2 separate regions of the Homo sapiens genome follow, and region 2 is linked to region 1. Evidence: chromatin contacts called from ENCODE Hi-C or POLR2A ChIA-PET data. All regions are on one chromosome and are shown on one strand. Each heading gives the region's core, a stretch centred on a gene start or an enhancer-like site at or near the end of the contact. The rest is flanking DNA. Distances are from core to core; before and after follow the strand shown.

Evidence for each region. A loop is a pair of places that touch in the nucleus more often than their neighbours do. ChIA-PET counts read pairs that join two places held with the same protein, here RNA polymerase II (POLR2A). Pooled maps may share reads with other maps.
Region 2: a loop to region 1 is called in a pooled map, with 4 times the contacts of the local background. The contact joins two enhancer-like sites. A Hi-C loop is called at or near these places in 1 of 50 pooled maps. POLR2A ChIA-PET finds 5 or more read pairs at or near these places in 2 of 52 experiments (GM10248 and activated CD4-positive, alpha-beta T cell).

The regions. Positions count from the first base shown.
Region 1 is chr19:6,157,930-6,164,290 of GRCh38, forward strand. It overlaps ACSBG2 (acyl-CoA synthetase bubblegum family member 2), which reads left to right. Exons shown (of 15, transcript NM_030924.5): 6 at 3,286-3,366. All of the region lies in intron 2 of LOC105372255 (a long non-coding RNA gene), which reads right to left. Among named protein-coding and RNA genes, the nearest start is that of ACSBG2, 25 kb to the left of the region's middle. RefSeq lists a silencer at 3,556-3,615. Within about 2 kb of position 3,487, at least 4 of the 41 ENCODE cell types and tissues checked have a DNase peak (open chromatin) inside an H3K27ac peak, as active enhancers do.
Region 2 is chr19:5,824,459-5,830,568 of GRCh38, forward strand. NRTN (neurturin) reads left to right here. Exons shown (of 3, transcript NM_004558.5): 3 at 3,291-3,866. The coding sequence ends at 3,715. FUT6 (fucosyltransferase 6) reads right to left here. Exons shown (of 3, transcript NM_000150.4): 3 at 5,950-6,110. Among named protein-coding and RNA genes, the nearest start is that of FUT6, 12 kb to the right of the region's middle. RefSeq lists silencers at 2,240-2,534, 3,333-3,402, 3,573-3,902, 4,603-4,652 and an enhancer at 3,277-3,965. Within about 2 kb of position 3,698, at least 30 of the 41 ENCODE cell types and tissues checked have a DNase peak (open chromatin) inside an H3K27ac peak, as active enhancers do.

The DNA of each region.
Region 1 (6,361 bases), core at 2,237-4,736:
TTCTAGTGTCCTGCTGTCTCTTCCCTGAGTGCTTGTATGTTTGCTTTGTGTTCTTCCTTTCTAGCTGTGTTTGCTTCATTACATTTTTAGTTTTATGTTGGAATGTTTGGTTACAATTTTCTTTTTTTTTCTTTTTTTTTTTTTGAGACAGAGTCTCGCTCTGTCGCCCAGGTTGGAGTGCAGTGGCACAATCTCAGCTCACTGCAACCTCTGCCTCCCAGGTTCACGTCATTCTCCTGCCTCAGCCTCCCGAGTAGCTGGGACTACAGGTGCCTGCCACCATGTCCAGCTAATTTTTTGTATTTTTTTAGTAGAGACAGGGTTTCACCATGTTAGCCAGGATGGTCTCGATCTCCTGACCTCGTGATCTGCCCGCCTCGGTCTCCCAAAGTGCTGGGATTACAGGCATGAGATACTGCACCTGGCCTTGGTTACAATTTTCTTTTGCATTGTGTTGAAATTATCCAGTGAGTTTTATTTGTGTACAGTGAAATTTAGCTGCTGTCTTACGTTTTTTTTTTTTTTTCATTGTAGTGTCTTTGTATGGCTATTGTCGAAACTTTAAATTTCCTACATGTTTGAATGAGCTGCAGTTTGCTGTATCAGCTTTTGGCAGGAGGGTCCTGGAGAGGAGGGGAGTCCCTGGGAGGGGTGAGCCTAGATGGCTAGGTTCATTTCAGCTCAAGGACCACTGTGACTGTTTCTTGAATACATGATTTCATGACTCTGAGTCACTCATTTCTTCACTTTTTCACATCTCTGGAGTCGAGATGTGTCTTTTCATTGATGGCATTCTCTGATCACTACTGGCCATATGTTTTCTCACATTTTATTCTCTCCGAAATTTGGGTACAGTTTCCAGATTCAATGAAATCCTAGCTAGACTCAGTGAAATACAACACTTTCTCCTGCCTGGCTTCCTTTGACTCCTAATTCCTGACTTGGTTCAGGAAGGACAGACCTCCACCTCTGGCCTAGAGCTTTTAAAAATTCTTTTCTTTTTTCTTTTTCTTTTCTTTTCTTTTTTTGTTTGTTTTTTTCTTTTTTTGAGACTGTCTCACTTTGTCGTCCAGTCTGGAGAGCAGTGGCGCCATCTTGGCTCACTGCAACCTCCACCTCCCAGGTTCAAGTGATTCTCATGCTTCAGTCTCCCAAGTAGCTGGGACTACAGGTGCACACCACCACACCGGGCTAATTTTTGCATTTTTTGTCAAGACTGGATTTCGCCATGTTAGCCAGACTGCTCTTGAACTCCTGGCCTCAAGTGATCCAATGGCCTTGGCCTCCCAAAGTGCTGGGATTACAGGCATGAACCACTGCTCACAAAATTACTTTCTTAAGTGATGCATCGGTGGTTCCCAAAACTCATGTCATACCTGTTTGTCCTCTTCCTAGCAGAACACACTATGGGGTGGGTGCTGGTGGGTGGGTGGGGTCCTTCTTCCAGCTGGGAATGCTGGCTTAATTTGAGTTTTCCATAACTGGAAAATGCCACATACACAACCTTCCCCTCTACACCCACCTGGCTGCTGTGGATTTCTGTCCTGGTTCTAGCAGGTCCAGCATTAAGTGAATAAAGCAATATCTGAATTATTTCTGACTCCTAGTTTCATTGAAGGTGAAGTCTGTGGAGGATTTATTGTTCCAGTTGCTAGGTCTAGAAGATTCAAAACCAGGTTCCTGACATGCTTCTCCCAAATTGGATGCCCAGCTCCACTTGGAGATCTTTATTTGGGGGAGTAATCACAGATCCTCCTCTGCTTATAATCCTCTAATTCTCTAGCGGTTTTCTGTTGGAGTTAAATAAACTCCAAACTCCTCATCTTTGCCTCCAAGGCTCCGCTGATCTGGGCCTCACCATTCTTTCATGCCCCCTCCCCTATCATACTCTCTTGGGTCCCCACTCTGGCCATCCTGGACTTTTTGTATCCCTCAGACATCCCAAGCTGTTGCCTGCCCCAGGCTCCTTGAATGTCTGTTTCTTCTTCTCTCTGGAAAACTCCTGTCCAGCTGCTATACGGGCTTCTGCCATCTTTTCTCTCCAATGCATGCCAGAGGCGTGGTTATGATTAGCAAAATGGATGTTGCAAGTAACTTTTTCATTGGATTGGCTAGAAGTGTCATAGAGAGACCCCATCCCGCTTTCTTTGGCATGAACAGAGTATAAAAATCTCGCAGGGGCCGGGCGTGGTGGCTCATGCCTGTAATCCCAGCACTTTGGGAGGCTGAGGTGGGCGGATCACGAGGTCAGGAGATCGAGACCATCCTGGCTAACACAGTGAAACCCCATCTCTACTAAAACTACAAAAAATTAGCCAAGCATGGTGGCGGGCGCCTGTAGTCCCAGCTACTCGGGAGGCTGAGGCAGGAGAATGGCATGAACCCAGGAGGCGGAGCTTGGAGTGAGCTGAGATAGCGCCACTGCACTCTAGCCTAGGTGACTGAGTGAGACTCCGTCTCAAAAAAAAAAAAAAAGAAAGAAAGAAAAGAAAAAAGAATCCCGCAGGTCACCTGAACCTTACCGTGCTAGGTATGGGTAGAGGGCTCTGCACTTGTCCAGGTTCCAGCCAACTTCATGAAGGATTTTTATTGCCTGACTCCGAGTAAAAGGTTAGCTAAATCTGGGCTGCAAGGTGCAAAGTCCTGGAAAAGGAAGAGCCATGAGGGACTTCTTTTAGCTCATCAACCAAGATCCACAATTCTGTGTAGCATAATTTGGTCAGAGATGTGTTGTCTCGGGCAGACTATTGTCATCCTCTACCGACACTGTTGGAAGCTACTGATATGGACTACAAAGAATCCAGGAGTCCTGAAACCAAGTCATTTGGAGTCAGTCAAGACCAATAGCAGCATTTTATAGTGTGGGCAGGGGAAGAAAAGAGGCTGGAGGCTGGGCACAGTGGCTCACGCCTGTAATCCCAGCACTTTGGGAGGCCGAGGCGGGGGGATCACCTGGGGTCAGGAGTTCGAGACCAGCCTGGCCAATACGGTGAAACCCCGGCTCTACTAAAAATACAAAAATTAGCTGGGCATGGTGGCACATGCCTGCAATCCCAGATACTCAGGAGGCTGAGGTGGGAGAATGGCTTCAACCCGGGAGGCGGAGGTTGCAGTGAGCCGAGATTGGGCCAATGCACTCCAGCCTGGGCGACAGAGCAAGACTGTGTCTCAAAAAAAAAAAAAGAGGCTAGAGTTGCTGGAGAGAGCTTACTTAGGACATCTAACCCAGCTTTAGTCTTTCCCAGGGCTGGGTTGCCATGAAGCCCACAGGGAACTTTCTTTCAGATTCCACAGAGCAGCCTAGAGCCCCTAAAAGCGATCATCCAGTACAGACTGCCAATGAAGAAGAACAACAACTTGTACTCTGTAAGTGTGGGAGGTGGGCACTGGGGAAAGGGGAGGGCGGGGCCTTGCAAGAAAAGTGGGCGTGGCCTAAGTGGAAGGTGAGCAGAGGGAGGAGGTCGGACCTGGCAAGGGTGGGAACTCTCAAAGGAAGTAGGTGGGGACTCTCAAAGGAAGTGAAAGGTGAGGAAAGGAAGTGGGTGGGGCCTTGTGAGGAAAGTGGGTGTGACCTTTCAAAGGACGTGAAATGTGAGCAGAGGGAGGGGGTGTGACCTTACAAGGGAAGTGGGTGTGGCCTTTCAAAGAAAGTGGGAGGTAAGCAGAGATGGAATGGGGCCTCACAAATGTGGTAGGTGGGGGTTTGCAAAGGGATGTGGGTGGGGCTTCATAAATGTAGTGGGTGGGGCTTTGCAAAGGGAAGTGGATGTGGCCTTTGCAAAGGGAAATGGGAGGTGAGCAATGCGTGGGGGCCTAGCAAAAGGACGTAGGCGGGACCTTTGGGACGCATTTTTCCCTTCTGGCATGAAGGGACTGATTAATGAACAGTGTCTGTTCTGGCTAATTACTGCTGGGCAACAAATCACCACCAAAACTGGTGGCTAAAAAAAATCAGTCATTTTGTTATTAATTTTTTCCCAAGAACATTAAGATAATTAAACAATATACTAAAAAGTTGAAAATTATGTTAAAACTAACAACATTAAGTTTAAATATTTTATTTATACCCAAGCCAAAATTTGTTATAACAATGACTAAGACAACCAATTAGAATTGCAGACTTCTCAGGAGATCGAGACCATCCTGGTCAACATGGTGAAACACCGTCTCTACTAAAAATACAAAAATTAGCTGGGCATGGTGGTACGTGCCTGTAGTCCCAGCTACTCAGGAGGTTGAGGCAGGAGAATCGCTTGAACCCGGGAGGCGGAGGTTCCAGTGAGCCGAGATCACACCACTGCACTCCAGCCTGGCAACAGAGTGAGACTCTGTCTCAAAAAAAAAAAAAAAAAAAGGCCGGGCGCCAGTGGCTCACACCTGTAATCCCAGCACTTTGGGAGGCCGAGGCAGGCGGATCACGAGGTCAGAAGATCGAGACCATCCTGGCTAACACGGTGAAACCCCGTCTCTATTGAAAATACAAAAAAATTATCCAGGCGTGGTGGTGGGCGCCTGTAGTCCCAGCTACTCGGGAGGCTGAGACAGGAGAATGGCGTGAACCCAGGAGGCGGAGCTTGCAGTGAGCTGAGATCGCGCCACTGCACTCCAGCCTGGGCAACAGAGCAAGACTCCGTCTCAAAAAAAAAAAAAAAAAAAAAATTACAAACTTTTTAGAGGTTCAAAGTGACCACTACAGCAACAGTCTTAAGTCTCGGATAACTTAAAAGACTACTTTGTTAGCAATAACACTTACAGCAGGGTTTCTCAACCTCCTTGCTGTTGACATTTGGGGCAGGTAATTCTCTAAGGAGCTGTCCGACGCCCTGTAGGATGTTGAGCTGCATTGCTGGCCTCCACTCACTGGATGCCAGGAATATATCCCCTGCCTCCCACTTGAAACAACCAAAAGTGTCTCCAGACACTGCCTAATATACCCTGGTGGGGGGAGGGTGGGCGGTGGTGGAGTAGTATCACCCCTGGTTGAAGACGCTAATTTATAGGGGAGAGTCACATAGAAGGGCATCTACTCCTCTGCAAGGGAGAGTAGAACCTACCATTTTAAGATTCTGTTTAGGCTGGGCACAGTAGCTCATGCCTGTAATTGGGAGGCTGAGGTGGACAAATAACCTGAGGTCAAGAGTTCGAGACTAGCCTGGCCAACATGGAGAAACCCTGTCTCTACTAAAAATACAAATAATAATAATAATAATAATAATAATAATAATAATAATAATAATCGCCCAAGCACAGTGGCTCACACCTGTAATCCCAGCACTTTGGGAGGCTGAGGCGGGCAGATCATGAGGTCAGGAGGTACAGACCATCCTGGCCAACATGGTGAAACCCCGTCTCTACTAAAAAATACAAAAAATTAGCTGGGCATGGTGGCATGCGCCTGTAGTCCCAGCTGCTCAGGAGGCTGAGGCAGGGGAATCACTTGAACCCGGGAAGCGGAGGTTGCAGTGAGCCGAGATAGTGCCACTGCACTCAAGCCTGGCGAAAGAGCGAGACTCCATCTAAAAAAAAAAAGGCTGGGTGTGGTGGCTCATGCCTGTAATCCCAGCACTTTGGGAAGCCGAGGTGGGTGGATAACCTGAGGTCAGGAGTTCGAGACCATCCTGACCAATATGGTGAAACCCCACCTCTACTAAAAATACAAAAATTAGCCGGGCGTGGTGGCACGCACCTGTAGTCTCAGCTACTCAGGAGGCTGAGAGAGGAGAATCACTTGATCCCAAGAGGCAGAGGTTGCAGTGAGCCAAGAGCAGTGAGCGGAGATCACGCCACTGCACTCCAGCCTGGGCGACAGAGCAAGACTCTGTCTCCAAATAAACAAATAAATAAAATAAAATACAAAAAAAAAAAAAAAAAACAGCCAGGCGTGGTGGTGCATGCCTGTCCAAGCTACTCGGGAGGCTAAAGAGGATCACTTGAACCTGGGAGGTGGAGGTTGCAGTGAGCTGAGATCACGCCATTGCACTCCAGCCTGGGTGACAGAGCAAGACTCTTGTCTCAAAAGAAAAAAGAAAGAAAGAAAGAAAAAGATTTAGTTTAGGACCCAGAAATGAGCAAAAACGAATGAGACTGAGAAAGTGGACTGTGACATTTGGGAAGGAAAATGGCCGAGTAAGACAATGAACTGTGCCAGTTGTGATGCTTGGCATCTGTGTGCCCAACAGACTGAGGACCAACCCAGATCTCCAAGACAGGGGATTGGATTGGACCAGCATGGGTCTGGTGCCCATCCCAATCCAGTCATTTGTGGCTGTGGAAGCCGGGGGTCTTCTACCGGCCTTTGAAGGAACACCCTTTGTAGGGAGACCTAGGGGCATCTCTGAGAAAGGACAGGTTCCCCCAGAGG
Region 2 (6,110 bases), core at 2,448-4,947, 330 kb before region 1:
GCAGGGAGGCAGGGACAGACATCCTAAAAGATTATTCAGGGCAAGGCATGGTGGCGCCTGCCTATAATCCCAGCACTTTGGGAGGCTGAGACAGGAGGATCTCTTGAGCCCAGGAGTTCATGACCAGCCAGGGCAATGTAGCGAGACCGCCATCTCTACAAAAAACTTCAGAAATTAGCCAGGTGTAGTGGCGCACGCCTGTAGTTCCAGCTACTTGGGAGGCTGAGGTGGGAGGATCACTTGAGCCCAAGAGTTCAAGGCTGCATTGAGCTATGATTGCACCACTATACTCCAGCCTGAGCAACAGAGCAAGATTCTGTCTCAAAACATTATAATAATAAATACATTTTCTAAAAAAAGATGGGGTGGAGGGAGGTTGCAAATTCCCCCAATGGCCTGGTGGAGCTAGGGTGACTTCTGGGAACTGGGGTCTTTCGGCTCAGCTGTCACAAGGAATTAGGCTCTGCCCTGAGGTCCCGTGGGGGCCAGATGGAGATTAGACCTGGGCATTCGCCTGGTTGGCCCCCGCGGCGCAGCAGGGGGGGCGGTGGGAGGAGAGAGAGGCTGGATCTGAGGTCCCAGTGACCTGCCCCAGGGGACAGGGACCAAGGGGAGGCGGGAGATGGAGCAGGAGCTAAAAACCGGAAGAAAGGCCCAGAGATTCGAAGGGGTGAGGAGGGGTGGAGAGAGGAGAGACGGGGCTGGGGGCACAGACACGGGCAAAAGTGCTGCTATAGGGACACAGAAATGCCCACCCTGAGGGCAAGACCCTCGCCCAACTCCCCACCAATCCCTAATGCCTGCCCCACCGCAGGTGCTGTGGGGTGAGGGTGGTGCGTGGGCCCTGACCCCTGTGCCCACGCACATGTCCATGCGTGCGCCTGCGCGGGCATCTGAGGCGTGGATGCCGGCAGGGTGCGTGTGCAGCGCCTTTGGGTGTGGGCCACGAGTACGCCCATGTGCGCGTCTGCGCCCGCCCCTGCCAGCCCACACAATCCTCTTTTCTTGTCCTTACAATGCACAAGGGTGGCCTCCAGCACGAGCTCCACTTCTGTCCTCCCACCACTTCCCTCTCTGCAAGCGGCGTGAAGTCCTTCCTAGGACTCTGGGACAGAGACCCGGGCGGGACCCCCAAAATCCAGTGCTCCAGGACTTGGGGTGCGGGGGGCAAAGCACGAATGGAGGAATTTCAGGCACTGCGGAGGGTCAGGGCCCATGGGCGGGTGCCTGTCTGCCCTACTGCAAAAAGCGAGTGGCCACTGACTCCCCAAGTCCCCATGTTCTAGGCTCCTGGTGGAATTTCAGGCTGGGGACCTTGTGTTCTAGCCCCTGTGCAAGCAGCCAGCCCCGCTGCAGGGAGGCAGGGACAGACATCCTAAAAGATGATTCATTGTTGCCAGGTGCGGTGGCTCACGCCTGTGATCCCAGCACTTTGGGAGGCCGAGGTGGGCGGATCACGAGGTCAGGAGATGGAGACCATTCTGGCTAACACTGTGAAACCCTGTCTCTACTAAAATTACAAAAAAATTAGCCGGGCGTGGTGGCGGGCGCCTGTAGTCCCAGCTACTCGGGAGGCTGAGGCGGGAGAATGGCGTGAACCCGGGAGGCGGAGCTTGCAGTGAGCCGAGATCGCGCCACTGCACTCCAGCCTGGGCGACAGAGCGAGACTCCGTCTCAAAAAAAAAAAAAAGATTATTCATTGTTTATATGGAATTCAGATTTAGCCGGGCACCTGTATTGTATCGGGCAAGCCCACAAATGTCTGCTTCGATGCACCCCTCTGGGGTTGGGTGTGCCCCCTAACCCCCCAGCACAGTCCTGGCCACTCCAGTCCTGCTCCGGGGCTTAAAGAACACGGACTAGGTTGCTCAGTCATCGCCCACCCCCCGCACCGATTTCCCACCCTCTCAGCCCCGGCCAAGACAGAGATCATGGAAGCTTCATGGGACAGACAGGGAAACTGAGGCCTGAGGTTGCAAGTGGCGAAAGTGGCAGAGTCATGCTCTGAGGCTGGGTTTGTCTCGTTTCTGAGACCCCCTGTGGGAACAGACATCTCCTCCCCCACCAAACCCCAGGAGACAGACAGCCCCTCCTTCCCCAGGGCCACCCAGAGGCTCATTCTTTTGACAGCCAGGTGCACCAGCCCGGGGGGCAGGTGGGGACTAAAGATTTCCTCTCCCAACCACAAGCGTGACTGCCACCTGCTCTGGGGCTGGGAGTCCCCTGCCTGCAGGTCCGCCAGCAGCGCTGCCTGTCATTCCAGCGTCTGCAGTTCTCTCCCGGGGCTTCCGAGTTTGGGGGTGGAGCCACCGCTTGGGTAATAAATTTAGGCTGCCAGGCCCTGGGAATCGGTGACTTGGGCACCTCCTGGCGAGTGTGGGAGAAAGCGGCTGGACCTGGGCCAAACTTGGGTGAACGATGAAGGCAGGAAGAATGACCTTTAAGCCCGCCTCTGTCGCTCTCTCTCGGCCACCTGCTAATGATGTGACCTTGGGATGGTCCGTTTTGTCACCTGTCACATGGGGGTGGCCTTGACAGTAGCTGCTGCCACTCCATGGAGTGGGGTCCCCACACAGGCTTCGGATGCAGTAGGCTGCGGTACCTGCTGCTCCTCTGCATTCTGAGAAACCCAAACACCCCGATTCATTTCTTGGATAGGGAAACTGAGGCTCCACTGCACAGCGGGGCAGTGGGGATGGAGGGAGTCTGAAAAGCCCGGGGCCTCAGAGCAGACGTCGGGGCCTGAAGAGGGGGCTCTAGAGACCTATGACAACCTCACTAAAGAGGGATAGGGCATGGGAAGCAGCCCCCCAGTGCTGCCCAGAGAGGATGCACCAGTGTCCTGGGGCAGCCCAGCATAGGGGCGGGGTCCAGATAGATTTGCGATGGAGGACGAGGAGAATGGAGCAGCAATGGGGTGAGAGAGGGGCCCAGAGGAGGTGAGTTAGAGACCCCGGTCAGCTCAGCTCAAGGTGAGACGGGCTGGAAAGCGGCCCAGAAAGGATGGACCAGGTTCTGGGCAGCCAATATAGGCTCAGGGTTCAGAAAGGGGTTTTGGACCAGCGTAGGGGTGTGAGTGTGTACGTGCCCCCCAGTGCCGCCCAGAGAGGGTGCATGAGCAGCTCAGCAAGAGGGTGGGGAAATTTGGGACCTGGGAGTGAGACGAGAAGCCGTCTAGGCCTGGCGTCCCAGCAAGGGTCTTCGTTTGCAGGGGTACAGAGAGGGTAGGGGGCTCCCTCCCACCCCCTGCACCCACTGACCCCCCCTCCTTTCTCTTCCTCCCCTCGCAGACCGTGCACTCCTGCAGGGGGCCCCGGATGCGATGGAGCTGCGCGAGCTGACGCCCTGGGCTGGGCGGCCCCCAGGTCCGCGCCGTCGGGCGGGGCCCCGGCGGCGGCGCGCGCGTGCGCGGTTGGGGGCGCGGCCTTGCGGGCTGCGCGAGCTGGAGGTGCGCGTGAGCGAGCTGGGCCTGGGCTACGCGTCCGACGAGACGGTGCTGTTCCGCTACTGCGCAGGCGCCTGCGAGGCTGCCGCGCGCGTCTACGACCTCGGGCTGCGACGACTGCGCCAGCGGCGGCGCCTGCGGCGGGAGCGGGTGCGCGCGCAGCCCTGCTGCCGCCCGACGGCCTACGAGGACGAGGTGTCCTTCCTGGACGCGCACAGCCGCTACCACACGGTGCACGAGCTGTCGGCGCGCGAGTGCGCCTGCGTGTGACCCTACCTCACTCGGCCGGCGCGGCGGCCACTCCCCCCGCCTCGACGGCACCACTGGCCGGCCCCGCGAAAGACTGCGCGTGCGTAGAGCACGCCGGCGCGGCCCCGGGACTCTCGCGATAACTGTACTGAGATAAAGTGTGGCAACTCGAGCTGGCTGGTGATTCATCCTCGGCGAGGGGCTCGCGTGTGGGCCACGTCGCCGTCTCCACCGGGAAAGCGGGGACCAGTGGGGGGGGCCCAGCTGCAGGGTAGTGGGAGGATGCTGTTTGCTTTGGGGGAAGGGTAGATGCAAAGTGGGTCCAGTTTATGGCGGACAAAAAGGAAAATGGGGTGAATGGGGCTATGTTGGCAGGGACCGTCCTTCCTGCCTCCCTACGGGTCCCTCTGCCCGTCCCGAGCGTGTTCCGGTCCGCACCTCTTCGCTGTGTGGGCTTCTGGGGAGGGGAAAGGGAAGCTACGCTCGGATGAAGAGACCGAGGTCTAGGTGGACCCCGTTTCCCCAGCTTGTTCCCTTCCGCACCTCTCCGCGGTGCGGGCTTCTGGGATGAAGACACTGAAGTCTAGGTGGGCCCAGTTTCCCCAGATTGTCGCTGACTGCACCTCTCGCTTCTGGGATGAAGAGACTGAGGTCTAGGTGGACCCAGTTTCCCCAGCTTGTTCCTGACTGCACCTCTCTGCTGTGTGGACTTCTGGAGAGGGGGAAAGGGGGAGACACTGTGGGTGAGGAGCCTGAGATCCAGGTGGAATCAGTTCCCCAGCGTCTCCCTGTCCGCACTGATCCCGCTATGTGGGTTTCTAGGAAGGGGGAGCCACTCTGGGGGTGAGGAGAGTGAGGTCCAGGTGGACCTGGGCCTCCCTTATCCGACGGCCTCCTCGGGCCGGTCTTCGCCCACCAGGGTGAGCTGAAAGCCACTATCTCCTTCCACCAGCTACTAAAAATACCCGCACGCTGCCCACCTCCCGGCGGGGAGAGGCCTGGGGCGGGCGCCAGCCCCATCCAGCCCGAAGCCGGCGCCTGCTGGTGTAGAGCTGGGTCCCCAGAGACCTGGGTCCTCGGCCCATAAAAGCCCTGGCCGGGCCTCCACGGGGGGGATTTACGACGAGCCCCTGCGGAGTATGGAAAAAGCCCGGCTCGGTGTTTAGATTTCCCCACGGTGTCACCTTGATGCTTGGCAGGCCTCGGGTGTTGGGTTGCCAGAGCGCGGGAGGGGTCGGCGGGTCCCACGGTCGGTCTGAGGGGCGGGGAAGGGGCGGGCACTGCGAGCCCAGAGCAGGCACCGGCGAGGCGAGACTCCTCCCCTCCTGCCCCTCAGACTGGGGGTTCCCAAGGCTACAACCCTTCTCCTTAGCTGGGCCCCCTCCCCTCCTTCCCACACGTCTGCCCTTAGGACCACCCTCTAACCACAGTGTCCCTTCCCAGGCTCAGCCCGCATCCCCCCACCCCCCGCAAAGCTGGAGGGCGCAGATCGGAAACCGCCCCCAGGGAGAATCACCCAGCCATGAAGGAACATCCCTAGCCCCTGGCTCCCGGGGACCCACAGCTACAGCTGGAGACACTCAAGGCGGCTAATCAGCAGGACTTCCAGGGAGCCCTGAGAGCAGGGCTTGGCGGCCAGGCGGGTGATCTGCTTGGGAAGCAGTTTCAGGGCTGCCGCTGGCTGGGGTCCCCGCCTACCCCCGCAGTCTTCTGACTCTGAGGTTTAAGGTGGTGGATTCCTCCACCCTTTGGGCCGACTCAGCCCGGCCTCCGCAGAGAGGCCGGAGTTCCCAGACGCTGCGGAAGCCCAAGTGACGCTTACTCCGAGCCTCAGTTTCCCCATCCTAGATGGCCTGGCCTCAGAGAGGAGTGTTGTTCAGCCCAGGACACACAGCGAGAAAGCTGACCATCAGGGGTCTGCCGCCCCCCCGAAGCTCCCCTGCCACAGTGTGCATGTGTGTGTGAGTGTTGCCCACCCTCCGGGGCCTCCCGGACCTCGGCCTTCCTGTCTCCCACCCAGATCCAGCGTCCCAACCACAGGGCGCGGGCCCAGCCCACCAGGGAATTGGAACATAAATAAACCGAGAAGCCCCTGCAGTTCCCTGGGGCTGCGGTTGTCATCAGCGCATCGGCACACCGGATGAGGGTCTCTCTCACACACACACACAAGCACACTCACAAGACACAGAGATCACCACCCATAAGGGCTCAGCAGGCAGGACCCATGATCCTACACAGTCACCTTCCACACAGAATTGCACACTCAGAAAGGGACACTCCCCCCTTTTTTTTTTTTTCTTGAGACAGTCTCACTGTGTCGCCCAGGTTGGAGTGCAGTGGTGCGATCATGGCTCCCTACAACATCTGCCTCCTGGGTTCAAGCGATTCTTGTGTCTCAGCCACCTGGGTAGCTGGG